Regions from separate parts of the Homo sapiens genome. Here regions 1, 2, 4 and 5 are each linked to region 3. Evidence: read pairs that join two places in POLR2A ChIA-PET (ENCODE). Cell type or tissue: GM12878. All regions are shown on one strand. Each heading gives the region's core, and the rest is flanking DNA. Links, peaks and the distances in the headings are about the cores only. Region 1 has its middle 54 kb from the start of B3GNT2. Region 2 has its middle 100 kb from the start of MIR5192. Region 3 overlaps B3GNT2 (UDP-GlcNAc:betaGal beta-1,3-N-acetylglucosaminyltransferase 2). Region 4 has its middle 98 kb from the start of MIR5192. Region 5 overlaps COMMD1 (copper metabolism domain containing 1).

Evidence for each region. Peaks named below come from ENCODE experiments on the same cell type or tissue, not always from the same donor. Only the 100,000 strongest peaks of a DNase experiment are listed, where the experiment ranks them.
Region 1: POLR2A ChIA-PET joins it to region 3 with 20 read pairs; 5 of 35 experiments call an interaction of 5 or more read pairs at or near these places.
Region 2: POLR2A ChIA-PET joins it to region 3 with 49 read pairs; 10 of 35 experiments call an interaction of 5 or more read pairs at or near these places.
Region 4: POLR2A ChIA-PET joins it to region 3 with 11 read pairs; 10 of 35 experiments call an interaction of 5 or more read pairs at or near these places.
Region 5: POLR2A ChIA-PET joins it to region 3 with 10 read pairs; 4 of 35 experiments call an interaction of 5 or more read pairs at or near these places.

What each region holds. Positions count from the first base shown.
Region 1 is chr2:62,139,392-62,145,606 of GRCh38, forward strand. No RefSeq gene overlaps it. Among named protein-coding and RNA genes, the nearest start is that of B3GNT2, 54 kb to the right of the region's middle. RefSeq lists an enhancer at 2,675-2,764. In GM12878, for the core only: no CTCF peak of the experiment used is centred there; DNase peaks (open chromatin) are centred at 1,600, 1,997 and 2,850; H3K4me3 peaks cover 302 bases; H3K27ac peaks cover 4,000 bases.
Region 2 is chr2:62,307,073-62,313,287 of GRCh38, forward strand. No RefSeq gene overlaps it. Among named protein-coding and RNA genes, the nearest start is that of MIR5192, 100 kb to the left of the region's middle. RefSeq lists enhancers at 1-20, 2,826-3,195. In GM12878, for the core only: no CTCF peak of the experiment used is centred there; a DNase peak (open chromatin) is centred at 2,799; H3K27ac peaks cover 3,575 bases.
Region 3 is chr2:62,199,889-62,206,103 of GRCh38, forward strand. All of the region lies in intron 1 of B3GNT2 (UDP-GlcNAc:betaGal beta-1,3-N-acetylglucosaminyltransferase 2), which reads left to right. It overlaps MIR5192 (microRNA 5192), which reads left to right and starts at 5,938; the gene lies at 5,938-6,029. RefSeq lists enhancers at 2,227-2,727, 2,728-3,228. In GM12878, for the core only: no CTCF peak of the experiment used is centred there; DNase peaks (open chromatin) are centred at 628, 856 and 2,603; H3K4me3 peaks cover 3,803 bases; H3K27ac peaks cover 3,288 bases.
Region 4 is chr2:62,300,341-62,306,555 of GRCh38, forward strand. No RefSeq gene overlaps it. Among named protein-coding and RNA genes, the nearest start is that of MIR5192, 98 kb to the left of the region's middle. RefSeq lists enhancers at 2,713-2,792, 2,863-2,932, 4,944-5,471, 5,472-5,997, 5,563-5,632 and 1 more. In GM12878, for the core only: no CTCF peak of the experiment used is centred there; DNase peaks (open chromatin) are centred at 3,671, 4,785 and 5,570; H3K4me3 peaks cover 467 bases; H3K27ac peaks cover 3,714 bases.
Region 5 is chr2:62,098,178-62,102,177 of GRCh38, forward strand. All of the region lies in intron 2 of COMMD1 (copper metabolism domain containing 1), which reads left to right. Among named protein-coding and RNA genes, the nearest start is that of B3GNT2, 96 kb to the right of the region's middle. RefSeq lists an enhancer at 1,284-1,573. In GM12878, for the core only: no CTCF peak of the experiment used is centred there; a DNase peak (open chromatin) is centred at 1,754; H3K4me3 peaks cover 1,400 bases; H3K27ac peaks cover 2,382 bases.

The DNA of each region.
Region 1 (6,215 bases), core at 1,248-5,247, 59 kb before region 3:
CCCCAAATGCAAGAAGGTGGTGAAAAGCAGAGGATGATGTTGAGTATCTTAAATAGCTGACATCATGTCAAACTATTAATTGTTGAAGTTATTTTTTTACACCTGAGTGAACATTTAGAAAATAATATAAATAGAAATTAAAGGGAAATAAATGCTAAACCGATGTTAGAAAATACTGTTTTCTGAAGTGTACAGTAAGTATCTTTTTGTATGTTTTTTTTTCTTTTTAATTTATTTATTGAAATGGAGTCTCACTCTGTCACCCAGGCTGGAGTGCAGTGGCGCGATCTTGGCTCACTGCAACCTCCGCCCTTTGAGTTCAAGCGATTCTCCTGCCTCAGCCTCCTGAGTACCTGGGATCACAGGCACCTGCCACCGCACCCAGCTAATTTTTTTTTTACTTTTAGTAGAGACGGAGTTTCACCATCTTGGCCAGGCTAGTCTTGAACTCCTGACCTCATGATCCATCCGCCTCGGCCTCCCAAAGTGCTGGGATTACAGGTGTGAGCCACCATGCCCAGCCTTTTATTTATTTATTTATTTTTGAGAAGGAGTCTCACTCTGTCGCCCAGGGTGGAGTGCAGTGGTGCAATCTCTGCTCACTGCAACCTCTGCCTCCCAGGTTCAAGCGATTCTCCTGTGTCAGCCTCCCGAGTAGCTGGGATTACAGGCATGCGCCACCGCACCCAGCTAATTTTTATATTTTTAGTAGAGACGTGGTTTCACCATGTTGGCCAGGCTGGTCTCAAACTCCTGACCTTCGGTGATCCACCCACCTCGGCCTCCCAAAGTGCTGGGATGACAGGCATGAGCCGCTGCACCCAGCCTCAAAGTGTATAGTAAATATCTAAACAAATGAAAGGGACAAGATATAGAAGGAATCTTAGGATCAGCTGAGAGATAATTGAATACTTTCCTAAAAGAACACAATACTGGAAGGGATGGGGCTTTGTGGGACAATTGCTATTTTGAATTCTTAGGTGTCCAACTTTACAACCAAGGTTTACAAATATTTTAAATGGTGATTTAGTCAGCAGAAGGGAAGACTCAAATAGAACATAATTAGCTTAAGCTTACCTCTAGTTGTAGAGTATACAGGTTTTGACCTCAAAATTTGAAAAATCGCAATTTTTATCTAAGTGCAATCAAGTTTTCCTTATTTGGGGATGGCCATAATTGTCTCTCATGGCAACTCAACTGTATGCAACATTGAACCATCCTTTGTTGCAAAGGAACCTGCCTGGGCCTGCTTCCTGTTAGATAAATGGTCCCAACTGGCATAACTTACAAGTTTGGTACATAAACTATCTGATTACAATACTAACGCTATACGTGAGCAGGTAGTAAAATATGGGCATTTACATCATTTATTCACCAAGAACTGTAATTAGGCATTTTCTTTCTCTTTTATTATATTTTAAAATTTAATATAGAGACAGGGTCTCACGCTGTCCCCCAAGCTAGAGTGCAATGGTGCAACCATTATTCACTGCAGCCTGAACTCCTGGGCTCAAGTGATCTTCCCACCTCAGCACCACCACGCCTGTCTTGTTTCTGTTTTACATGCTCTTGGCTAGTTTCTGTTTCCCACTGGTGTTAGGGTTTTAACTTCTGTTGATTCACAGGATGCAGGTGGGGGAGAGATGGCAAGGGGGAAAATATGAATTTGATTACTCAAGTGGAACAAGGTGAAACCATTAGTTTAAAATAATTTTAGGCTGAAAAATTAAAATCATTAAATTATTTCCTTCATGCTGTTATTACACTGTTTTTGTATTAAAGAAGTAAGCATAAATATGAGGATTGTATATTATTTCTATTCTGGCTATTTTTAGAATCATGGCTAAGAATTGGCATGGATCTCAGAATGACTGATTTGGAGGCTTTAGCATCTGGTCAAAAATGAGGAAACATCTGGACAGACAGGGCAGAAGATTTGTACAAGGCCGTGGTCAGGAAGGAATTTCAGGTCTACTGTCTTCCATCTCTACATTCTACCTTTTAGACCCTTCAAAAGAATAAGTGCTTATTTCAAAAATCTGTGTCCTTGCTCATGTGTTTAAATAATGACAGTTCCTGTAGTGAGGATTTTTGTATGCAGATGTGACCTAAGACTAGGTCCAACGTCACTTACATCCTGCATCCATGTTAGACCTGTCTCTGTGCTTCAGGTTGCTGTCACTCTTTGTAGAGCCTGATGCTGTTTGTGATGACCTTGGCCTCACTTTCCACTCAGTGCCACCCTTCTCTGGGTGCAGTGTGCAAAATGAGTAAGTTGGCTGCCACATGGGGCTTCCAGGCTGTCCACAGTACCCAGATAGCCAGCACATTATTCTCATCCTAGCTGGACAACCATTGACCCAAGCTTGGGTCTCGGGTTCTTGGTGACAAGTTGTTATAAATGGAGAACCGATACCGGGGCACGGTGGCTCACGCCTATAATCCAAGCACTTTGGGAGGCTGAGGCGGGCGGATTGCTTGAACTCAGGAGTTCAAGGCCAGCCTGGGCAACATAGGGAGACCCTGTCTCTACTACTAATAAAAAAATTAGCCAGGCATGGTGGTGCATGCCTGTGATCCCAACTACTCAGGAGGCTGAACTTGGAGGTCGAGTCTGCAGTGAGGCTGTGTTTGTGCCACTGCACTCCATCCTAGGTGACAGAGCAAGACCCCCTCTCAGAAATTAAATAAATAAATAAAAATTTTTGAAATGGAGAACTGAGAAAAGGAACACTAATGCAGTTGTGTTCCCATGGAAGATAGTCAAACAAAGCTAAACATAGCTGGAGTAAGAGAACCAGTGGCTGCTAACAGACGTGGAACTGTGCAACTGAACTAACCCCAAGGCTTACTCCCTCCCTGGGGAGTTGAGGCCAGAAACATTTTCTGTAGCATCTGTGGCAGAGCTGTGGGGCCTTTCTGGCTCAACTGGGAAGGAAGGTGACGGCTGTTGTTCTTCAAGGAATCGCTTTCCTGCCTCCTGAAGGGAATCACCAGGGCCTAGATTCTGGAAAGGGAAGGGAAAGTGGAGAACACAAAAAGGAAACGTTTTCTTGTTCTCCCATGAGATTCATGTGCATGTCCCCAAGCAGATTGCCAGAGGAAATGAAGGTTCTTTAAAAATAATAAATAAATAAATTCTGGCCCAGCACAGTGGCTCACACTTGTAACCCAGCACTTTGGGAGGCTGAAGCAGGAGGACCACTTGAGCCCCGGAGTTAGAAACCAGCCTGGGCAACATAGCAAGACCCTGTCTCTACAAAAATGTTGAACAATTAGCTGGGTGTGGTGCACACAGCTGTAGTTCCAGCTACTCAGGAGGCTGAGATGGGAGGATTACTTGAGCCCAGGAGTTCAAGACCATCCTGGGCATGATGGTGAGACCTCATCTCAATTTAAAGAAAAAAAAAATCCCTCCCATGCCTGTAATTCCAGCACTTTGGGAGGCTGAAGTGGGTGAATTGTTTGAGCTCAGGAGTTCAAGACCAGTCTGGACAACATGGCAAAATCCTGTCTCTACAAAAAATTAGCGAGGCGTGATGGTGCACGCCTGTAGTCCCAGCTACTTGGGGAGCTGAGGTGGGAAGATCAATCGAGCCCAGGAGGTCAAGGCTGCAGTGAGCCGAGATCATGCCACTGCACTCCAGCCTGGGTGACCTTGTCTCAAAAAAAAAAACCCACCAAAATCCCTCCCTTAAAACAGAGTTCAGTGACGGTTGTCACTCTGTGCAAAAATGAACTTGCCCAGTGGGTTTATATTTACTATCAACCAATATCAGCCTATGAATAGCAGAAAAAGGCAAGTAAGGCCATGTAACATTTCATTTTTTCCTGGAGCCCCAGGCTGACCCTGGTTTGGCTGGCCAGGGTGGGACTAAAGGTGAGGCTCCAAATCATCTGGGTACAGGCGGACCACATAGACCAAGAAAGTGCCTTTCAAACTGCCACATTTGTAATCCTAGCTACTCAGGAGGCTGAGGCAGGAGGATCCTTGAGCCCAGGAGTTCAAGACCATCCTGGGCAACATATTGAGACCCCATCTTGAATGAATGAATGGTGCCTTTCCCCAGACTTCCTTTGAATTGAAAGAAAACAAGTCACTTCATAAGTTACTTTATGAACCATTAAAACTGGATACAGCCATTTGCTGGGTGGCGTACCACCGCTTCAAATATCACTTATAGGGAATTTAGGGAAAAATCTTTTCCCCTAATATCAGGAAGTTTAAAAATAAGTAACCAGATAATCTGGGGCCAGGAGCATGTAGTGGGAGAGTTATCAGGCCCACCCAGTTCCCTGAGACAGGTGGAAAAAACTGACCCTTCTCTTCATCAGTTCTTATAGATGTAATTTCAACAAATGGGAAAGGATAATGCAAAACCCTTCCTTGTCCCTGTACACATGGGGAAGAGTTGAACAAAATGCTAGGGGAATTTGGCTCTGAAGGTCCCTGAATAGCTTGAGAGCTCTCACTGGGGACCCATCCCTGGGAGAATCAACTTGCATCACCTTTGGGCAACCACCCCTGGAACCATAACAGAAGGGGCAAGACCAAGCAAGTCCCTATTGCCTTGAGTGAGTCCTGGAAGAAAGTGGTTACTGGGGTAACCACAGCCTGTGCCATTCTTTACAGCCCAAATGCCATCCCTAGTTTTGCACCTAGAAGTTTAGCCATTAATTGTGTTCATAGATTTAGGGGTCCATGTGCATGTTTGATACTTTAGGTATATTGTGTGATGCTGACATTTGGCATATGAATGATTCTGTCACCCGGGTAGTGAACATAGTACCCAGTAGTTAGTCTTTCAACCCCAGTAGTCCCTAGTAGCTATTATTGCCGTCTTTATGTCTATAAGAATCCACAGTTTAGCTCCCACTTGTAACATGTGGTATTTGGTTTTCTGTTCTTGCATTAATTTGCTTAGGATAATGGCCTCCAGCTGCATCCATGTCGCTGCAAAGGATACGATTTTATTCTCTTTTATGGCTGTGTGATTTTTTCCCCCCCAGCTATTCTGGGAGCTACTCTCTTTAGGGTACCTTCGCATATGTAGTACGTTTTTCTCCTGTTAATCTGTGTATTGTCAGTTGATTCACAGGCCACCGACCAATTGGACCTAAATTGGTAGAGAAGTTTTTTCTCCCAACAGTTTATATAAATTTAGTTTATTAATTTTAACTGCTGCATAGTGTTCCATTTAGAATAGGCTGGAGGTTTTTGTTTTTGAGTTTCCTATTATAAACCAAAAACAAAATTCTAATCTCCCCAACCAACTGAATGTACCCCCTCAGCCAAGGGGATCCCAAAAAAAACCTGAAAAAGTTCAGGCCATGACAGGAAGAGGGGTGGTTAGAAGTTCAGGCCATGACAGGAAGAGAGGGGGAAGGTCTCATTATATACCCTTCTCTTTTTGGAGTTTAGACCCAACTGACCAGCATTAACATTAAAACAGAGATTTTAAGACCGACAAAACAGACTCTTTGTAGCAATAAGATCAAATTCCAACCTGACTCTGATGTAACATCTCATGACAGACAGCAGGCCCGGAAGGAGATCAGAATATTTTACCCCAAAATATATTTCTTCGACATACTTTGAATGGCCCTGCAAAGCTGTCCCTTGTGGGGGAAATTTGCATTTTTTTAGAGAATCTCCTTCCTCTACTAGGTTTTTCCACAGAGTTTGACACCTTTTAGGTCAGATAAGAGACTGTCACATCTATTATCTCTGAAGCTTGTTCTTTGGAGGTTTCACCTACATGACAAAAACCTTGGCTTCCAAAACATTCCCCCCTTACCATAACTCAAGCTGACTTCAACTCTTCACTCAGAGCTTAACTCTTTGAACCAACTGCCAGTCAGGAAATCTCTCAATCCACCTGTGACCTAGAAACAGCCCCCAACTCCCACTTTGAGATGTCCCCCTATTCCAGGCCAAAACCAATGTATACCTTCCATGTATTGATTTATGTCTTTGCCCATAACTTCTGTCTCCCTAAAACCAAGCCGCAATCCCACCATCTTGGGCACATGTTCTCAGGACCTCCTGAGGCTGCAGCATGGGCCACGGTCCTTAACCTTGGCAAAGTAAACGTCTTAATCAATTGAGACCTGTCTCAGATGCTTTTTGGTTTACACTATCAATGAGTGGGTTTTTAGGTTGTCTTCAATTTTCCATTGCAAATAATGCTGCTGTGAACATCCTTGAACATGCA
Region 2 (6,215 bases), core at 830-4,829, 110 kb after region 3:
CTTGCTTTGTGGAAGAGAATCTGGTTACACATCTTACTGGTTTTTCTGCTTTCTTTCTGTGACTCATCATGTTTGTGAATATTTCAGGTAAACACTTGGAGGGGGCAGCCTTCTTGGCTCAGTTTTCTGCTCTCTGTGTTCTCTGTGCCAGGCTGGTGACCCTCCTCTCTGTGTCCAGCCCCCTGTCCCCTGGAAATAGGTAAGGCATCTGAGATTGCTGGCTGCCTCGTCTGTCTTCAGCCAGGACCTGAGGGGTTTGTCTCTGTAGCAGTGGAGTTCATTCACTGCTATCCTTTGTGAAGAGTGGAAGCTGCCCATTTCTCCCCTGCCCTTCCTGACAGGAAACTAGCACTGGCTGAAATTTCTCCAGGGCTGACCTGCCTCTCGGTGTCCTGGTCCCATGTTCAATATAAAAGTCCTATGAATCGCCACAGTCTTCAGGAGTAACACTTCCTATTCCCAGAAAGTCAGGACCAGCCTGGGAGGACTTCGCACCTTCCTGGGATTTGCTCTTTTGACCATCCCCTATCTGTTTTCCTGTAATTATCTGCTGTGAAACTTACAAAACTAAAATGCCATGAGTGCTTATCTACGGGGCAACCAAAAAAGAGAAGGCCTTGAACCTGAGTCCCTCTGTACATGTGGGTTTCTATGAGGGGTGGGTAGGCACTGCCTGATGAGGGGGCAAGAAAGCCTAGAGCTGACAGGGCACCAGGGAGGGGCCGAGGAGCCTGCCTAGCAAGGAGACCTGTGGGCGAGTCCCTGATCTGTGCCAGCCAGGAAGTTGTAGAAGGCAGGGAGCAGTTGCCATGCTTATGTGATTCTTGTAGGAGTGGTCCCTGAGATTAGTTGGAAAGGCCCTTTATCAAGGATCGGAGCGCTATCCAAACTCTTGGTTCACAGGAATAATAAGTGTAAAAGCATGTAACATCCCTCGTAGCTGTCCTTTATCGACGTTTCCTCTGTGCCCTGCCTTATCTCATGCTCATGTTAAACCTGGGAGGTGGTAGTTTTATCATCACCATTTTACAGAAAAGGAAAACCAAAGAGCAACCACGTGGGCTAGGAATGTCGCATCCGAGTGGCTTTTACAGAAGCGTGCTAGATGCCAGGTGCCCTGCAAGGTGCTTTCCCAAGTACCATCTGGAATCCTCAGAAGAGGTCTGTGGGGTAGGCTCTATTATCCCTGCTTTATAGGTGAGGCCCATAAGGTCTGCAGAAGGTGATGTGCCCAGGGTGTGAGTGCAAGTCTGTCTGTCAACCCCGCTGCAGCTTTCTGCAGCACAGAAAGCTGGTCCAGCTCTTCAACTGGTTAGAAGGCTGGTTAGAAATCAGCCACAGGTCCCTGTCACATCCCAGACCATCACAGACCTCCGTGCTGCTGGAGGATGGCAACCTGCTCTTGACTGGCTCTCCCACCCTCTAATCCCTAAGCAGGCCTGAGAGAGAGGAAGGAAAAGGGAACACCTGGCCCAACAAGGGGCTTGGACCCGGGTCACCTGTACCTACCATGTTTACTTGCACAGTCTCCTCACCTTCTGTACTTATTCTGAGGGTGCATGAGCTTGGCCATTATAAACCAAGGAGACAAACTTATTTATTAGCTGCTGTGAGTCCTACTCTGTGCCTTTCCTGCTCACAAAATCTCTGTGAGGCAGAGAGCAATCCCCATTCCACAGAAGCAGGAATTGAGATAGAGGGGTCACGAATGAACCTCCCGGGTTCAAGCAATTCTCCTGCCTTGGCCTCCCGAGCAGCTGAGATTACAGGCATGCACCACAATGCCTGGCTAATTTTTTGTATTTTTAGTGGAGATGGGGTTTCACCATGTTGGCCAGGCTGGTCTCGAACTCCTGATCTCAAGTGATCTGCCCAACTTGGCCTCCCCAAAGTGCTGGGATTACAGGCGTGAGCCACTGCACCCAGCCGAGGTTCATTCTTACACTTAATAAAAATACACATATCAGACAGTCTGCTTGATGATTTATATTTTTTGTAGCTAAGGTCTTGTCAGATCTGAGTAGAGCATCATGTTTTTCAATAATCACAAGAGCTAGCTTTTATTAAGGGCTTACTGTGTCCAGTGCTGTTCTAAGCATGTCACATACTGTATTAATTCACTTAATCCTCACAACTGCCCTCTGAGGTGGCAACTATTATTATCCCCATTTTGCAGATGAGGAAACAGAGGCCCAGGGAGGTCAGATAACATGCCCATATAGCTAGAGAGTGGCAGAGCTGGGGGGAACCCTGTCGGTCTGGCTCCAGAGCCCATTGTATAGCAGCCACCTCTGCCCACCCTGGCCTGGCTAGGCCTCAATGCCAGAAACACACCATTCTCTATCTCCTGGAGGGTAACAGAGCTGCCATTATCCCAGGAGGCAAGGCTGTCCCAAGAGCATAGACCAGTAGTAGGGTTGGTTGCCAGCTTCTAGGTGTCGCCTCAAGGCTCCTTGCTGCTTCAATTATTATTCTAATAGTTCTGAGCTAGGCATGAGGTAATCTGAGCTTTTAGACCTTGGCTATTTCACTGAGGTTTGCTGTGAGGCTTCAGTTTTGTCATCTAAAACAGCACTGTCCTTCTAGAGTTGCTGTGAGGACAGGAGAGGAGTCTGCCAAGCACTTAGCAGGGGCCTGGAGGGCAGAAAGCATTCAGTGATGGGGAGGAGAGGAAAGCTCACAGAGCCTCGGTCCACGTGGCTCAGCTCTGTGCTGGAGCTGCGATGCGGTCAAAAGACCATGAAACAAAACGTGATTTCAAAATAACTCAAGTCTTTCACGTGTGTTTCTCACACCGATAAGTGAACGTAGTCCTTCGTTAGACTGCACTCGATTCTCACGGTGGCCATGTGAGAGGCACAGTTCTTCTTGCACGTCCCCCTCCGTCTTCTCCCACACATGGCTCTCACTTGCTGCAGGGGCTCCCGGTCTGGCTCTCAGTTTCCGTTTCCTCTGATTTTTATCTCACAAATGGCTGGCAGGGCGGGGCTCCTTCCTTGGAGGGTGGGCTCCAGGAGGAACTGAGGAGAGTGTAACCAGGACCCTCATTAGGGGCCATGGGGGTGGGAAAGGTTGGGAACTCGCCAGTCATTTTTATCCCATCACATGAATTATTATTTTTGGCAGAGGAGAAGGTGTCTGTGTTAGTACCACAAACTGTGGCTTAAAATGACAGAAATCTATTCTCTTACAATTCTGGAGGTTAGAAGTCAGAAATCAAGGTGGTGGCAGGGCCATGCTCTCTCTAGAGTCTCTAGGAGAGGGGCCTTCTGAAAAAAGAAAAACTTCAGCTGAATTACATTTAAGAGTTTAATTGAGTTTAATTAAATGAACAATTTGTGAATCGGACAGCCCCCAAATCAAGCGTATTCACAGAGACTCCGGCGCAGCTACATGGTGGAAGAAGATTTATAGACAAAGGGAAATGATGTACAGAAATTGGAAGTGAGGTACAGAATGACCGGATTGGTTACAGCTCAGTGTTTGCCTTATTTGAACGTAGTTTGAACACTCAGCAGAGTATGAATGGTTGAAGTATAGCCTCTGGGATTGGCCAAGACTTAGTTATTGTTACAGGCGCATACTCCTAAATTAGGTTTTCAATTTTGTCTGACTATTAAGCTAGGTTACAGTTCATCCACAAGGACTCAAATATAGAAGTACAGAGTCCTTCTCAGGACATATATAGTTTGCTTTAACACTTCCTTGCCTCTTCTAGCTTCTTATCGTTCCTGGCATTCCTTGGCGTTTCTTGCCTTGTAGACCCATCATATTCATTTCTACCTCCATCTTTATGAGGTCTTTTCCCTGTGTATTTGTGTCCAAACTTTCCTCTTCTTATAGGGACACCAGTCATTGGATTAGGGACCACTCTAGTTGAGTATGACTTTATCCTAACTTGATTGCATCTGCAAAGACTATTCCCAAATAAGGCCACATTCACAGGTTTGGGGGCCAGCATATATCCTTTGGGGGAACATAATTCAACCCAGCCTGTAACAATGTCATATCATTCAGATTGATTCTGAGCTAGCCCATTCCCAGTCTAACATCTCCAAACCTGGTTCCCCTAGACCCTTGAGCTTGTCTGCGACTCTTGTCCAAATGAAGCTGTGAGGCGAGCTGCCCTGCTGACCAATGGCAGGGCCTCCCTTCTGGCTCCAGGCTCTGCACTGAAGTGCAATGGGCCAACCAGGTACTTGCCCAATGCCATGGGTGAAGCCAAGGAGGGCATAGCCAGTAGGAAATATATTCTACAGAAGTGATCACTTTTCAGTTTAAAAAAAAAAAAAAAAAAGGCCGGGCGCGGTGGCTCACGCCTGTAATCCCAGAACTTTGGGAGGCCGAGGCGGGTGGATCACGAGGTCAGGAGATCGAGACCATCCTGGCTAATACGGTGAAACCCCGTCTCTACTTAAAAAAAAAAAAAAAATTAGCCGGGCGTGGTGGCGGGCGTCTGTAGTCCCAGCTACTTGGGAGGCTGAGGCAGCACAATGGCGTGAACCCGAGAGGCGGAGCTTGCAGTGAGCGGAGACCGCACCACTGCACTCCAGACTGGGAGACAGAGCGAGACTCCGTCTCAAAAAAAAAAAAAAAAGTAATTAATTGATATGTTTTAAAGGTATATGTCAACATAATGTTTTATTAAGATTATGAGTGAAATTTTTTCTTCTATGAAGAATCAATGTGAAGTTATGGTTAAAATATCAATCGCTATATCATATTAGGAGATAAAAGAGGAACTATTCAATAACTGAAGCTAGGAAAACATCCATATGGAGAAAAATGAAACTGGGCAATGTCAAAGCATGTCTTCATTGTTTATCTTGGTAGAAAAGATAGAGGACTGTCTTTCTTGGACTAAAGAAGGGAAGAGGCCAGGCACGGTGGCTCACACCTGTAATTCTAACATTCTTGGAGGCCAAGGTAGAGGGATCACTTGAGGCCAGGATTTTGAGACTAGTCTGGGCAACAAAGCAGACCCTGTCTCTATAAAAAAATGTTTTAAATTGTCTGGGTGTGGTGGCATGTGCCTGTAGTCCCAGCTACTCAGGAGACTGAGGTAGGAGGATTGCTTGAGCCCAGGAGTTCCAGGCTGCAGTGAGCTACGATTGAGCCACTGCACTGAAGCCTGAGTAAGAGAACAAGACCTGTCGCTAAAAAATATTTAAAAAGAGGGGAAGAATTCTTAAATTAGGTACAAAAAAGTACCAACCAAAAAGAGAACAGATTGATACATTTTATTATTATTATTGACTATTATTGACTATATTAACTATATTATAAAATTGAATATTCACATTCTCTATGACCCAATGTGTGCATCAAGATATATCTATTAGAATACCCTTAGGAGCTCTGTAGATATCAGCAAAAACAAACAAAATCAAACCAGAAACATCCCAAATGTCCACTGACAGGTAAATGAATAAGCAAATTGAAATATTCACACTGTAGAATATTACACAATTAAAGCAATGAACTATAACTACATGCTACACTGTTCTTACAATATAATTATATATAGACTACCTATAACATAATACCTTTCTATCAAGTGTTCTTCATTTATTTATTTTTTGAGACAGGGTCTAACTCTGTCACCCAGGCTGGAGTGAAGTGGTACAACCTCGGCTCACTGCAACCTCCACTTCCCAGGCTCAAGTGATCCTCCCGCCTCAGCCTTCTGAGCAGCTGGGACAGCAGGCACATGCCACCATGCCCAGCTAATTTTTGTATTTTTTTGTAAAGATGGGTTCTTGCCATGTTGCCCAGGCTAGTCTCTAACTCCTGGGCTCAAGCGATCCTCCCACCTTGGCCCCCAAAAGTGCTGGGATTATAGGTGTGAGCCTCTGTGGCTGGCCCTCTAACAAGTTTAAAAACAACTAAAACTAAACATTTATTAAGCATTACGTTAATCAAATATAATTTAACATTAATTAAACATTAATTAAGGATAACACTAATTTAACTATTTTTTAAAGGAAGAAAATTATTAGGACAAAATGGAAGTAAAGGGGTAAAGGGAAGCACACAGGTAAATGTAAGTTATTGTTGATATTTTAGGCCAGGTGCAGTGGCTCATGCCTGTAATCCCAGCATTTGGGAGGCCAAGGCTGGTAGATCACTTGAGCCCAGGAGTTTGAGACCAGCCTGGGCAACACAGGGAGACCTCGTCTCTACAAAAATAATAAAAATTTAAAAAATTAGTTGAG
Region 3 (6,215 bases), core at 159-4,158:
ATGTGTGGGGTAAGGTTTTGGGAGAATTGATGTAATGATTTCATCATCACTCACTGGTAAGGAGACTTTGCCAGGCTGGAACCTGTTACTTGATGGAGAATTTATTATTAGGGCTTATGTGGCACAATTACTTTGCTGCTGGAAAAAGTTATTTGTACTGAGTTTTCTATTTGTTACAAATTTTAAGAGTTGAGATTTTTGCCCTCTGTGTGTTGCCCTGTGAGTATTAACAACCTCTGCCCACCAGCTTTGTCTTTTTGCCTTGTCTTAATTTTTGTAACAAAAATTCAGATGTCTTTTGAGAGTCATAACATGTATCTTGTGCAATTTTAGCTTTAGGTATTTTCATATATAACTTTAAGAATGTTACACATTATTTTCTGTGCATCTATAACTTAAAAAAAACAAAAACCATTTTCTGATGTGGCTACAGAGGGGGAAATTCCCAGTAGCCAGGAAATTGATACTTTCTACTTTTCATTCTGTGGCATTTTAAAACAGAGGGTTCAGGTGTCTTCATTCTGATATGAGTAGGATGTACGTAGCTTACCAGAATGTTTGAAAAAAATGATAATCCAAGGTAATCAATTCTGGCATGTGGCTAGATTCTGTCCGAGTGCCATGTGGTGGTTTAGTGGTTAAGAGCATAAACTTGGAGTCCATAAGATGAGGATTTTTTTAACTTCATGTATAACATGCAGTAAAGTGTGAGAAGTGTTAATATTAAGCATGAGCTCATGTATGTAAGCTCTCAGATTAAGAAATAAACATTTTCAGTACTGCAGAAGGTTCCTGCGCCCATGTCTTGTCCGTGTTCCCACCCCCTCACCCTGAAGGAACTGTTATTCTTTCTTACATCATCATAGATGTGACTTCTGTCATCATAGATGGGTTTTACCTGTTGAACTTCATGTAAGTGGAATCAGTCATACAGTGTGGCATGTAGTCTTTTGTGAAATAGGCTTGAATTCTATTTTTACCACTTATTGTGTGACTACGGACAAGTTATTTAATCTGAGTCTCAGTTACGTATGGGAATGCCTAAAGTTAAAATTACACGAACTATTTCAGGATAAATTTTCTCACTTGTAAAATGGGGAAGATAAAGCCCTATGTTAGATTTACTGGGGAAAGTAATATAAAGCTACACCTAGAATACCTAGCACTGTGCCTGACTGCAGTTTCCTCTTCCCCTTTTTATTTCTTTAACAGGGTGATAACTAAAGCAACTAGATCTTTTGTGTTTAAATGAGCTATTTCATTAAAAGTTCTGTAGGTCTTTTATTGAAAATTAGAAGACAAATCTTTATTTAATACTTTGTTGATATAGCTTTAGCTTTAAGATGTATTATTTGTTAGTTGCCTGTTTTTGACATTTCCTCTCTAAAGACAGTCATTGAAATGTCCCATTCAGAGTTGTTTGGCCACCTGTGTAACATGAGCTAGGATGCAGTGATGAGAACTGGTTTATGGTCAATTATGGAGCTTGTGGAAGAGTTTAGTTTGGGTAAGAGTCATCAATAAGTGCCCAAGATGCTCACAACATCTGCTTTATGTTTAGTGAAATAATTATTTCAGAGGTGAAAGCACAGGACCAATTATTTTAATTGCTTGCTTCAGACAAGCCACTTAAAACATTTTCAGCTCTTGTAATCTTACCGTGTAAGCGGTATTACATAATTCCATGGCCTCATGTCTCCTTATTTGTTTGGTACTTTTCATTTTTGGACTCATTCTGCAAATGTAACTTGGGTAGTACTTGGCATTCTTTCTAAATGACTTTCATTAAATGTTTATTTAGAAAAAGTATTCAAGATAAAGTAAAGGAAAATAAAACTAATTCCACCCTCTCTCACCACTATAACTACATTAACTTGATGTGGGTCCTTCTAAGTGCTCATTTCTTCTTTTGTACACTTCTAGAATGACCTTAGGAAAAACATACTTCCAATACTTTATGGAAATTTAAAACAAAATATGGGCCTGCTTAGAGATGTCTAGCAGAGAAGGCAAGAGTCTTCGTAGGCCTAAGTTCAAATCTGTCCACACTGTGGTCCCTACTTGTACCTTTGTTAGTGCTGAGCAGACAGTCCCCAGAGACTCCATCAGAGGGTCCCCTGGTCTCCAGATTACAGTAGCCAACACGGAAAACCTGCCCTGGAATACTTCTCCATTAAGACCTCAAGATGTTTGGTGAAGTGAGCAGTTTGTTCTCCGACCAAACACGCATTGATTGAGCACTTGGTGTGTGCCTAGCACTGTGCTTGGCTGTGCGTGATTGCTGCCTTCAGTGGGCAGTGTGGTGGAGACAGCCAGGAACTGGTAAGATTGCCTTGGTAGAGGTGTAAGCCAATTATGTGTTGGAGGCAGCCAAGAAAGGCTTCTTAAGGAAGTGGCCTTTGGGCTTGGTCTTGAAGGATGTGAATAACATTTCAGAGGCAGAGAAAGGAAGGTAGAAGTGCTCAAGGGATTGTAGGCTGAGAAAACAGGACACAACAGAAAGGCTCATAGAGGTCTTTTGGGGAAACAGCAGGTGATCCATTGGGTTTGGAGTGCATGGTGCTTAGAAAGGTGTAATAGGCCATGATGCAATCTCGGGGATCATGCAGAGATGTGGCAGTTAATAGTTATGGAGGTAGTGAGGAACCAGTGAAAGTTCTTGTGGTCAGGGGAGAGAGAGAGAGGGTGTGGGTGCTGACAAGTTATGGCCAGGCTTGCATTGAGGAAGATGGGCCTGAGCGTGAATGAGGCGAGCCTGACCCCGGGCAGGTCATTGCAGTCCCTGCGTTCTCTGCTTCCCATTTGCCCCCTACCAGTTTCTCTCAGAAAGAAGCTGGAGGGATCCTTTAAAAACTGAAATGACTTGAGGTTACTTTTCTACTCAGAATCCTCCAGTCAGAATCCCTGTCTTCTTCAGAGGAAAGCCAGAGTTCAAATGTCACCTACCAGGACTGGTGATCTGCCCTCCTCCTCCTACCTCCCTTCTCCCCCTCATTTCACTCCAGGCACAAGGCCCCCAGCTTTCCTGCCTCTGGCCTTTGTGGTGACTGCTCCCCCTGCCTGGAACTATCCTCACCTCTTCTCTGAGAGGAGGTTTTCTCTGATCACCCGGCATAAAGCAGCCTTTCCTTATCCCCTGTGCAGTGCTTCATATTTCATCTAAGTGTTTATCAACCTTACAGCAATCAACTCTGACTTGGTTCTTTGCTGCCTGTTTTCAACACTGCTTGGTTTAAGTAGGCGTTTGACATTTGTTGAGTTAGGCCACTTCATTAAAGTTAGTCTTAGTAGAGGGGAAACTGAGGGCTCAAACCAGGGCAGGGATAGTACAAGATTGAAATATGTATGTGTGTTGTTTGGAAGAGGTGGGTGAGAGAAAGACTCCTGGTGGGTGTAAAGGAATTTGGAAACCAACTAAGGGAGGTTAGGAGAAGGGCCATGACACAGGTATATTGGGGCATTTTTTAGCATACGGGATATGGGAGTCTGTAGTGATGTCTAGGGGACAAGAATAGGGGGTAAGGGAAGACCCAGCAATAGACTTGGGCCCAGAACTGTGGAGCAAGTCCATTTTGTGGGATGGGGCCAAGGAGCAAAGGCTGCCAACATGCAAGAGAACCCTGGGGGTTCCTGAGCTTGGGGTGGGGTAGACATGGTGGCCAGCAGTATTGGGTGCCCTAGAAAGTCAGGAGGGTGCAAGGACTGCGAAGATTCTAGAAGGTGAGGGGGATTGGGAGGGTCAAGGCAGGACAAATGGGCATGACAAGGAGCATGTGCCTGGTGCCTTTGGAGAGGGAGAGGCTGAAGATGGGGGAAACAGTGGAGATTGCTATTGGTGCAAGACCCCAGAAGCAGCAAGAGCTGTCACAGGGAGTGGAGATCCTGGGAGTTGGGGGTCAGGGACTGGCTGATGTAGAGAACTTGAAGTAGGTTTTGGTCCCAGAGCTGACATCAAATGTCTTTGTAGCTATGGCAACCCACTTAGCTCCTGTTTCCCACCTCCCTGCAGAATCGCATGAAACCTGCACAGCCAATTTCACATGTTTATTATTGGAATCCATTGAACTCATGAATATGAAAGTGTTAATGCTCTGGGAAGATATTTCTATGGACCATAAACTTGCTGCAGTTTATTTGTGCTTCAGAATTTTTTTTGAGACAGAATTTCCCTCTTGTTGCCCAGGCCGGAGCGCAATGGCATGACCTTGGCTCACTGCAACCTCTTTCTCCTGGGTTCAAGCAATTCTCCTGCCTCAGTCTCCTGAGTAGCTGGGATTACAGGCATGCACCACCATGCCTGGCTAATTTTGTATTTCTAGTAGAGACAGGGTTTCTCCGTGCTGGTCAGGCTGGTCTCGAACTCCCAACCTTAGGTGATCCACCTGCCTTGGCCTCCCAAAGTGCCTGGTAGAAATTTTTCTAATTGTTTATTTTCTTTGAGAAGCACTTAACATCCAACTGGTTCTCCAAAGTACTTCTTTTTTGAGTCTTGATCAGGGAATAACACAATTGTGGTGAGTTTTATGTGCATGTGTGTTTTTAACCCTCCAGGTCTGGCTCTAGATTGTTCACTGGGAAGCCGAATGATATTTTCAGATTCAAATATATTTGTCTAATAATGAAAGGGTCGAAGTGTTACAAATGCTATCCTTTCTAAATAGTCAACATTTGGAACTAGTGAGATATATTTTTACCTTTATTATTTTATGGTTGTCTTTGAAGCTTGTTTATAAGGAACTTTTATGTAACTTTATTCTTGAGATGCAGCCATTATATTTTTGTTCTTTTCCTTTACCACATAAGGAATTATTTCCTTCAAATGAACTTAAAATATCTCTCATGAATACTCCTATTTTTAACTGAATGTTTCTCTTTTTTAAAAAACTTTTATTCTTCAAAGTTCTGATGGATCGTCTTTTTTTAACTCTTTATAATGGAAATTTTCAAACAAGTGCAGATACAGAGAATGGTATCATGAAGCTTCAGGTAGCCACCAGCGGCTTCAGGGTGATGATTCTTTATTTTCATCTCTACCCCACTCACGACTAGGGGCCCATGGGCACCATCTAGAGAGGGAGAGAGAAGAAGGTCACAATGGACCACAGAGTGGGCAGCCATCAATTTAGAGATAGCGGAGGCTGGGGGAGAAGATTGGACGCCCCCAGGGAGAGTGACAGGCAGACCGGCGAGATTGGAAGCCCGTGGCACTGGGATTGCTGTGGTCCCTCGTCCCTCCACATATGTGATCACCTATGGTATATGAAGGGAACGTGCAGAGACTCGTTTAAAACTGAGGTGACTCAAATTGCTTGGTAAAAGAGGCCCAGTTTTTAAGCAGTTCAATAGTGCCCACATATTGAGCAAACATGTTCTCTTTTTACTGTGGCGACAAAAACTTTTCTTGGCGGGTGGCCGGAGAAAGCTATGTTACTATTGCACTTCTTTAAATACGGAAGCAAGTCTTGGTCGAAGGCCTGAATGATGCCTCCCCTTTTATAGAACATTTGGATAAAAGGCCAAAGTGTTACTTTTTTTTGAGGATACGTATTTTAAAATGTATATGGTTTATTTTGATACTTAAAAAGCAACAACTTGAAAACAACAGTCCTGAAACACTTGTCAGTAAGGTGTTAGGATTTAACCAGCCTTTGAGAAAGGGAGAAGAGGCGGGACAGGAATCCGAGATGGAGCAGGGAGCTGGTTTGCTTCTTTGCCGCCTTGCTCTGAAGTTGCCACCCAGGGTCACACATCACTAGAAGTGTTTTCCTCTGGGAGGAGGATGATGTCTGACTGTGGAGAAGAGGCAGCATCCCAGAGGGAGCCCAATTTAACTGGATGCTCAGTGTGAGAGGAGGAGCGCTGGCATTTAGTGGCTGTGTGCCGTGGGCGGGGCCTGCCAGCCCTTGGCTGTCATTTGCCACCTGAGGGACAGGCTGCTTAGTTCCAGCCTCCTGGCTCACCTGGAACCATTTCTCCTGGGAAGCATGGTAGCCAGGAGAGTGGATTCCAGGTGGTGAGGGCTTGGTACTCCTTTTGGGGGATCCTGAGTGCCAGGAGAAGAGGATGAAATCGATGGACTGGGGGAATCAAGGCTGTCCTCATGGAAGAGGAGACAGGATTTGAACCTGGGCCTTCAAGGATGGGGGTAAGGATGGAGAGAAGCAAGATAAGGGATGTTTTAAGCCAGGAGAAACCAGGCTGAGAAGAGGTATGGG
Region 4 (6,215 bases), core at 1,744-5,743, 100 kb after region 3:
TGTCCCTACAAAAATATAAAAGTTAAAAATTAAAAAACAAATATGTCTCTTAGTGATTTTTTTCTTTTCTTAATTACATATTCACTGTAACAAAAAAGTTTGAAGTTACAGGTAGGCAAAAAGAAGAAAATTAAAACACCCCTAGTCCTATTCTCAGAGTTAGCTATTACTTACCACTTGATGTATTTCCCTCCAATCTTTTTCTGTATATGTACATGTGAATGTTTGTGTATAAAAAACTCACACACCTATAAAACATAAATAAGACATCCAGCTACCTCAATAACTGCATTATTCGTTTCTAATATGTATACTTTTTCACGTATTTGCCTATTTTTATTTCATAACCATCTGTTCTTATTTGTGATGGCTATTCTTTCATTTAGTTCCCTGAAGTTTTATGTATACATTTTAAAACCCCCTTCAAGATTGTCTATTATCTCTAGTTCCTTAAGTATAAATTTTCTTCTTTGGGGGGGTCTGAAAACTGCCTTTAGTGTTGTTGATCTTCCTTATAGGGTGTGTAATTCTTGCCTATGAGCTTGTCTTTCATGGGAGCCATCTTTCTTGGGACTTCTCCACTGTGTGGTCTGGGTTTTAGAAGAAGGATTCCGGTGAGGAGGTTTCAGTGTTGTCCTATGGAATAGAGCACTGACTTCAAACCAAGTCTATGGCTAGTGGACCAGGACTGTTGACTGTTTCCACTGATAGCTGGGCAGATGGCTTGTGTTCAGCCACAACCTTGGGCAGCCCTCTTCCTGAAGGGGTGGCATGGTCCTGCCTCCTGGACTCATGGCTTCCTGCTGCATGTGGGGCTCATGACGCATTGAAATTGCAACCACAGCTCATCCAGTCTGAGTCCCCTGTGGGTCTTCCGGCTTTAGCTCCCATTTACAGGCATGTTTTATTTTATTATACTTTGCTTTATTGCACTTTGCAGATATTGCATTTTTTACAAATTGAAGGTTTGTGGCAACCCTGCGTGGAGCAAGTCTATCAGTGCTATTTTTCCAACAGCACGTGCTCACTTCATTAGCATTTTTTAGCAATATTATCTTTTAATTAAGGTATGTACATTGTTTAGACATATGCTATTGCACACTTAATAAACCACAGTATAGGGTAAACATACTTTTATATGCACTGGGAAACCAAAAAATTTTTGTGACTTGCTTTATCATGATATTTACTGCGTGGTGGTCTGGAACTAAACTGGCACTATGCCTGAGGGATGCCTGTATGACTTTGTTCCTACTCTGTCCCTGGAGATTTCCCTTTCTTGCATGGAGCTTGGACATATCAATCTAAAATATATTTTTATATTTTATTAAGTTTTTCTATGCATTTGCAATAGGAGATGACAGCAGTAGGGGGAGTTCACCCTGTGCTCAACATGTTGACCTGAAATTCAATAGTAATTATCCTTACGTTGATTTGTGTTTGTCCTCCATACATCCAACATCTTCTTAACTACTTTAATTGCTTTGTCATTTTCTTCCATGTTCACTAGAATTATCTCAAGATTTTCCTGAGCTGGGAAAATTTCAAGCTTCCTTGATGTTTCTAATTTATCTAATAGCTCTATAAAGCTCTTGTTTTCATCCTGAATTTTTTTCCTTAGCTCTGAATTTCCTTTGCATTTCACTTGGTAGACTTATCAAGTCATCTTTGGGTTCTCGTTTTACTAAATTTCAAAAGCATATTAAATATTTTAAAATTAATTATATACCAAGTTAATACAAATTATTAATTGTTAAATTAATATAATTAACTATTAAATTAAAATGATTAATTAAGTATTATATATTCTTATTTGTTCTACAATGTGAAGCATTCTCAGGAGTTTTCTTCTGTACTTGGGAGAGAGATTTCTCCCAATCTAGATATCTGGATATGTTTATCTTTTTCATGTTGTGTTTCTTGCTTTTTTTGTTCGTTTTTGAGACAGAGTCTCACTCTGTCACCCAGGCTGGAGTTCAGGGGTGCAATTATGGCTCATTGCAGCCTCCACCTCCTGTGCTCAATTGATCCTCCTGCCTTATCCTCCAGAGTAGCTGGGACTACAGGCGTGCGCCACTACACCCTGGTCATTTTTTCTATTTTTCATAGAGACAGGGTCTCACTATGTTGCCCAGCCTGGTCTCGAACTACTGGGCTCAAGTGATCCTCCTGCCTTACCCTCCCAAAGTGCTGGGATTACAGGCATGAGCTGCCGCACTCAGCCTGTTTCTTGCTTATTTTCCTTCTCTTCTTTCTCCTACTCTGCCTTCTCCTTCTTGGTGTTCTTCTTTTTTAAAATCTAGTATGTTGGCTTAGCCTTCATGCTGTCTCTTTTAATTTTGCACAGGTAAGTCTGATCAGACTATCTAACGCTCTGAGAGTGTGAGGACGAATTCTTTTTGACACCTTTTCTAGCTACCTGTCATTTCCTCAATACTAGAGTTTGGGGACTGGGTGGTACTTCCTTCCTGCTTCCTGAGCTCTGAGGGTCACATGGACAGGTGAAGGACAGAGCTGGGCCTGGCTCCCTCCTGACGTGGGCTAGCATCCCACACCTGGGTCTGCTCCACTTGGCAGGCACATGTCCCCTCCTGGGACTTCAGCTCATTCCCTTGGACAGCACAGAGTTCTGAACAGCAGCAAGTCCAGCCAGCCACTCCTCCAGCCGCTGCTGGCTTCTGTGATGGTGCCCAGGGGCTCCTCCTCTCTGGAGCTTCTCCTGGACTCCCCAGGCTGCCTTTAGCATCTTGGCCCTCTTTGTGCCGAACTGAGAGGTGCTGGTGACCCTTCTTGGGATCCTGTTCTCTTACCTTCCCTCATTTGGCTTCAGCTATGTGTGTGGGAGAGAGACAGCTAACATTCCATTCTGAGACCCTCTATTTCTTCCCTCTTGACACCTTTTCAGTCTTATGTCATAAGGTTGTACTATTTTCCATGTGTGGTTGCCTCTGGTTAGCTTTTGACTTTTTTGTTTTTGTTTTGTTTTGAGATGGAGTTTCACTCTTGTCACCCGGGCTGGAATGCAATGGCACAATCTTGGCTCACTGCAACCTCTGCCTCCCAGGTTCAAGCAATTCTCCTGCCTCAGCCTCCCAAGTAGCTGGGACTACAGGCACCCGTCACCACGCCCGGCTAATTTTTGTATTTTTAGTAGAGCCTATTGTCCAGGCTGGCCTCAAACTCCTGACCTCAGGTGATCTGCCCGCCTCAGCCTCCCAAAGTGCTGGGATTACAGAGATGAGCGACTGCACCCTGCCAGCTTTTGACTTTTTTCAAAAAAATTATTCTTTGATCACCTTATGATGTGCCAGGGAGAAGGAGGGGTGCTTCTGGCCTCGCTTGTGCCACCCTTACCCAAAATCCAGGCACATGTGCTGTCGAGGCTCCACGCAAGACCCCAGGAACTCCTGGGTCTTTGCTACCGCCAGAGGGTTGCACCTGCTTCTCAGACAGAAGACCCCCGTCTCATGGTTTCTCTTTCTCAGGCCTCCAAACCCCTGGTTATTTCATCTTTGAAATGAGTGTTTCATATGCAATTAACCTATGTTGAAACTTTACCAACTCTAAAGTGAAATTATACTTCCTTCCTACATCTAACTCTACCTAACCATAGAGTTCCCCTCCCGAGTATTTCTGAAAGTTTCCCAGGGACAGCTTTGCACAGCTCCAGAAAGTATCTCTCACTCTCACTCTACCCTTTTCTTCTTGCTGCCATGATTCTGCCTCTGTAGCTTATGGGACTGGCGACTTAGTGACTCTGCCAGGCCTTGGGAAGGAGACATTGCCCTCCCCAACCCCCCACAGCTCATCTGACCACAGGTTCCACTGAGTTGGGGCATAAAGAAAGCAGCCTTAGAAATTTCCATCTGCCTCCAGAGGAGAAGTGTCTTGTACCCAAAGGCCTCCATTTGGCAGGGGCCACTTTAGCTCCCACCAACAGCAATATACAGGCCCCCTTTCTCCACAGAGAGAGGAAGAAATCCCTCCCTTTCCAGCCCACAACACTCTTCCTTGCCTGCCTTGGGATGACAGACCATGAGGACACCCCTTTCTGTTAGGGGCAATCTCCCTCCTCCCTCCACACCTGAAGGTGTGGTCTGACCCTTTCCCCTCTGAGAAAATAAACCACCATCTTAGTGTCCAGTCTGAGTGTTTTGTTGTCAGAGCCTCAGGCCCGTCTAGGCAGCATTGTTCCCTCCCAGCGCATCGTTACAGCCTTTCCTCCAGCCTGAGGTGAGGAGAGGGTCAGGTCTTCCAACCTCTGGTAACCCCATCTCCCAGGAACAAATGTTGGACAACAAAGCACTCATGTCACCCAGGAGCCAAAGGGCAACCTCAACCAAGATTTTAAAAAATGGACACCTTAGAACATGTGTCTAATTTGTTTGGGGGCGGTTCTACCCATAAACACAATTAATGTTTCCTAACAGGACCCATAATGACTTTGCTCAGAATCACCCCACGTGGGCTTCCTCCAGAACAGCGGAGGCTTCTTGCCTCACAACAGGCGGCCTGCGAATGCTGCCCAACATGGTTAAAATGTGAGCACGCTGGCGGCTGACTCACAGGAAATGGTTCCCAAGGCTATGCCTGAGATAAGGCTGGCTTCTGGAGGCCTCTTTGCAGAGGAACCAATCCCACCCCAACTCCCTGATTGGATAATAAGACTCAGAAGCTCCAGTTCTCCCCTTCCTATGTGGCTTTGCAGGTTCTGTGTCTGACTGGACTGCCACTTTTCTCACGTACCTGTGGTCTGTGCTACAGAACATCCTAGCCACACAAGAAAGGTGGGAGCAGTGGGTGGCTTGAGGCCAACTGAGGTTTCAATCCAGTTCCTCTCCCCTGCCACCTGCCTTACCTGGTGCTACCTCTGCAAACACCACCTGCTGGGACAGTGTGGGTGGGAGGGGCTGGTGAGGAGGATTATTTCCTGTTACTGCCTTGGGGAAGCTGCTGAGGGCATTGCTCACGCCTTTGATCTGGGCATAGAAGGAAGCCACCTGCCCTAGCCAAGGTTTTAGTGCAATGACCAGATGAGAGGCTTCAGGTTACCTCGGGGCCCTGAGTCTGGAATCCAGAGTCACAGAGAATGAGGGAAAGTTGTGGAATCATTGGTGGAGACAGGATTGGAAACCTCTTGCAGCCAGAAAAATCACCATCACAGAGGGAGACTAGAAACCATCTCTGGGCCTGAACCTATCTTTGCTCCCGCCTTTCTTGTGCGGTCAGGTGGTTCTGGGACAGTAACCTCAGGCAGGTGAGAAAAGTGGCAGTGCAGTCAGACAATTCACAGAGGCCAGACGGGACAGGGAGAACTGGAGCTTCTGAGTCTTATTATCCAACCAGCCAGGCAGTGGGGGTGGGCTTCGCTCTTCTCTGCAGAGAGGCCTCCAGAAGCAACCTTATCTCAGGCACAGCTTATGAAGCTCTTTCCTGTGAGCCAGCCACCAGTGTGCTCAAATCTTAACAAACAGCATGACCTTTACTTAATAAAGGCCTGGGGGAAAGCCAGGGCAAGCGTTCCCACTTTAAAGTGCTTCATAAACGACGTGGCACCTGCAGTCACAAGGATGACATGATTAGCCTGCTGTCACCTGAGTCATTTTTTCCAGATGTGGTGAGGGGCAAGGCAGCCAGCTGGTGTCATGGAAAAAGCTCTGGATTCGAGTCTCGGTCAGATGTTGGCTACCCACTCAAACTGCTGCCGTGGCAGCCCTGCCTCCTTGCACGGCCGTTTCACATCTCTGATGTGGGAGATGAAGAGGGGTATGATCCATGCCTGGTATTTTGCAAACAGAATGCATGCATTCATAGATATGAGAGCACTGAAAAAACCCAAGCTCTTGATTCGGCAGCCAGACTGTGTAGGGGGATGTTCACTAGACTTGGTGTTTAAAGACTCAGGTAGGATCCAAGCTAATTCTATTTTTTTTTTTTTTTTTTTTTTTTTGAGACAGAGTCTCCCTCTGTCACCCAGGCTGGAGTGCAGTGGTGCGATTTCGGCTCACCGCAACCTCCACCTCCCGGGTTCAAGCAATTCTCCTTCCTCAGCCTCCCAAGTAGCTGGGATTACAGGCATAAGCCCCCAGCCTGGCTAGTTTTTTGTCTGTTTGGTTGGTTGTTTTTGTTTTTGTTTTTGTATTTTCAGTAGAGATGGCATTTCACCATGTTGTCCAGGCTGGTCTCGGACTCCTGACCTCAAGTGATCCGCCCAC
Region 5 (4,000 bases), core at 1-4,000, 100 kb before region 3:
TTTGAGACAGAGTCTCTTGCCTAGGCTGGAGTGCAATGGCGCGATCTTGGCTCACTGCAACTTCTGCCTTCTGGGTTCAAGCAAGATTCTCCTGCCTCAGCCTCCCGAGTAGCTGGGATTACAGGCATGCGCCACCACACCCAGCTAATTTTTTATTTTTAGTAGAGACAGGGTTTCACCATATTGGCCTCCCAAAATGCTGGGATTACAGGTGTGAGCCACCGTGCCTGGCCTCCTTTTCTTTCTTAATGATTGTGACAGCTAGGTCAGCTAGGGTTGATGTCAGCTAGGGTTGACTAAGTGACTGGTGGGCAAGGAAGCCCAAGCCACATTATTCCTCTTTATTAGGGTTGCTAACTCCTTATCTAAACCTTGCATAAACCCAGAATTTAGTAAGATGTCACTTACTTTCCCCAAGGGTATTCCTGAAAACTGTTTGAATGTCTTTTCAAACCTGATATAAAAGTCAGGCACAATTTTGTTTGGGCGTATTTTACATTGTTTCACCTTTGCCCAATCTGTAACCGTGGAGAATATCTGTGGTACAGTTTCACAGAGGCGATTGCAGAGCTCTCCATTTCTGTCTTCCAGCTGCATCTATTTTGTCAAAATCTTCTAAAGGCTGTTTCCAATCTGCTACTCTAAATCATTCTTCAGCTTTGTTCTGGGGACCAGTAACTCAATCAGCTGACACATGTCAGAGAACCCTGGATCATAAGTCTTAAGTGTTAATTGGAATTCCTTAGCAAACTTAAAGGGATCTTCAGTCGGACTGGGGAATCCAGGTACCAGGGCCTTTAACTCTGATTTGGTCCAGGGGCTATACATTATGTTAGGATCCCCTCTGCCTGTAGGTTTTACCCTAAAAGGAGCAACTACTCTATTATTTTATCCAGCTATTTCTGGTCCCCCTGTGGCTTGAGGCAAGGGAGTAGGGGAGGGAGAAGGAAAAATGAAATTGTCTGGACAAGGAAGTTCAGAGAGAGCAGAGGGTCAGGAGGAGCAGAAGGGGAGACAGTTTCTGGAGCCTTCCTGATTTTAGAAGTGGCGAGACAGTTTCAAAATTTTTTTTAACTTCCTAAAGAGAGGCAAGCTTATCGTTTCCTCTTTTTGATGATTCTAGATGCCACCTAAGTACGATTCCCATTCATTTTCTTTGATTCGGGAGCCTCAGTTTTCTAATCTAGCACACAAGAAAACCAATTTAGGGACATCAAAAGTTCCCCATTTTGGAAACCTTAGACCTAGGTCATCTTTAGTAAGATCTTCCTATTTACATAAATACTCGCAAGTCAAGGCACCATAATTATTAAACATAAACCCAGCTGTGGTGCCCACTGGGGACCGCTCTCCTTGCCTTTCCTCTCTTTTGGAGGGTTTATTTGCTATCTCTCTCTTTTTTTTTTTTTTAAGAGCAATTGACCTGTGGCCTAAGGCTTTTGTGTGGTGGATCAATATGTGCTGCTTGTGGGCAGCACTTTACAGTGTTTCAACACTGAGTCGTTTCTACCCTCTTACGTGTCTCAGTTTCTCTCTTCAGAGGTCTGTCACCTCTGAGAGGGCTCAAAACACCAGGCGACCAGCCCTTATATGCGTTTCCTGGACAAGCCTTCTTAATATTTGTTGGGGAGTTTCCTGTAGGGCCGCTGCATGTTGCGGAGAGTCAACCTCCCAGACACTCCCACGAGGCCCCTGGTCACCCAGGGGCGCCTTCCAGCTGGGAGGAGCAAAATGCCCTTTCTCTTCAAAGCTGAGGAACTCACTCTCTCATTTGCTTATGAAAAATAATAGTTCAGTTCCTCACGCAAAGTGCACACAGACAAGCCAATTGAGATTAATTTTGAGAGAAAAGGCAATGGAGAATGACTGTTTTGAATACACCTCTGAAACCAAAATTAAGATTTTAACCAACTTCCTAGGAGAAAAGAGAGAGAGAGAAAAAAAAAACAGCTCAGAATAAATCAAGGACCATCAACCAAAATGGGAGGTCCAGGACTCAGGAGGACTTACCAGTTTCACCAGAGGAGAAGCTAGAACTTGGTGAGGTTTCACTGGGCCCCTGCTAGTACCTTAGCTAGGGTTTTAGGCAACTCCTTCAGGGTCCTGAGTCTTCTCTGTGGCCCCACGTGTTTGGGCACCAGATTATTGTTGAAGAGTCAAACACTGTAAAATATTTGAAGAGATTTATTCTGAGCCAAATATGAGTGACCGTGGCCCGTGGCACAGCCCTCGGGAGGTCCTGAGAACATGTGCCCAAGGTGATCAGGGCACAGCTTGGTTTTATACATTTTAGGGAGGTATGAGACTTCGATCAAATACATTTAAGAAATACATTGGTTTGGTTCAGAAAGGCAGGACAACTCAAAGGCAGGAGGCGGGGAAGGGGACAGTAGGGGCAGGGAGGTACTTCCAGGCTATAGGTAAATTTAAACATTTTCTGGTGACAATTGGTTGAGTTTATCTAAGGACCTAGGATCCACAGAAAGGAAATGTCCAGGTTAAGGTAAAAGATTGTGGAGACCAAGGTTCTTTTGAAGTCTTATAGTAGCTGCCCTCAGAGACAATAGATGAAAAATATTTCCTATTCGGATCTTTAAAAGGTACTAGACTTTAGCTAATCTCTTCAGGATTGGGAGGACCTGGAAGAAAAAGATCTAGCTATGTTAATAGAGATTCTTTACAGATGCAGGTTTTCACCCTACAAAGGATGGCTTTGCAGGGACATTTTCAAGATATGGCAGAGAAACATGTTTTGGGATTAAATATTTTGATTTTTTTGCCTGTCTTATAATGTTATGCCAGAGTCTGATTGGAAAGTAAGTCATGACATATAGGGTTAAATAAAACCCATCTGATGAGAATTTATGGTTTGTAGGACATGACTCCCCAGATCTCTTAGATAGGAATTTGGGCAAGATTTAAAAAAAAAAAAAATGAGAGCTTAGTCCTCAATGGCTTTTCTGGGCTTTTATTCACAACACCTCTGACACCAAAAGTATAGGTTTTTTCTCCCCTGCATGCCAACCAATTCTCTGATTCTCTGAATACCAACTGGATGTTCTACAATTAAATTCTGATACTACCCAGAGTTAGTGGAGACCCCACAGGTCTTAACCCCATTTTGGATGCCAGTCAAAAGTATTGAGTCCCTGCCAGGCATGGTGGCTCACACCTGTAATCCTAGCACTTTGGAAGGCCGAGATGGGAGGATCACTTCAGCCCAAAAGTCAAGACCAGCCTGGGCAACATAGCAAGACCCCATCTCTACAAAAAATTTAAAAAATTAGCTGGGCATAGTGGCAGACACCTGTAGTTCTAGCTATTCAGGAGGCTGAGACAGGAGAATCACTTGAGCTCAGAATGTCTAGGCTGCAGTGATCCCTGATTGCACCACTGCACTCCACCCTGGGTGACAGAACAAGACCCTGTCTCTCTCTCTCTCTATATATATATATATGGTCCCCAGGTTACCCACACTTATATCTAGCTACAAATTGGGTAGTCTCATGATCCCTACCCCCCAGTTCAATAATATGCTAGAATGGCTCATGAAGTAAAGTTCTTTACTTACCAAGGTATGGAGGAGGAACTCCAAAAGCTTCCATGCCCTCTCCAGGTACACCACCCTTTCAGCACCTCAGTGTGCTCGTCACCTTGGTAGCTCTCTAAACACTGTTGTTTGGGGTTTTTATGGTGTCTGTCTCATGTAGGCACCATTGATTAAATCATTGGCCATTGGTGATTAACTTAATCTCCATCTCCTCTCCTCTCCCTGAAGGTCAGCCTATAGTACTGAAATTTCTAACACTCAAATCATGCTTTGGTCTTTCTGACTACCAGCCCCATCTTGAAGCTATCTAGGGGCCCCCAGCCACCACTCATCTCATTAGCGTACAAAAGACACTCTTATCATGAGATTCCAAGGATTTTAGGAGCTGTGTGTGAGAAACCATAAACAAAGACCATACATATTTCCTATTGTATCACAGCTTCCCATCAC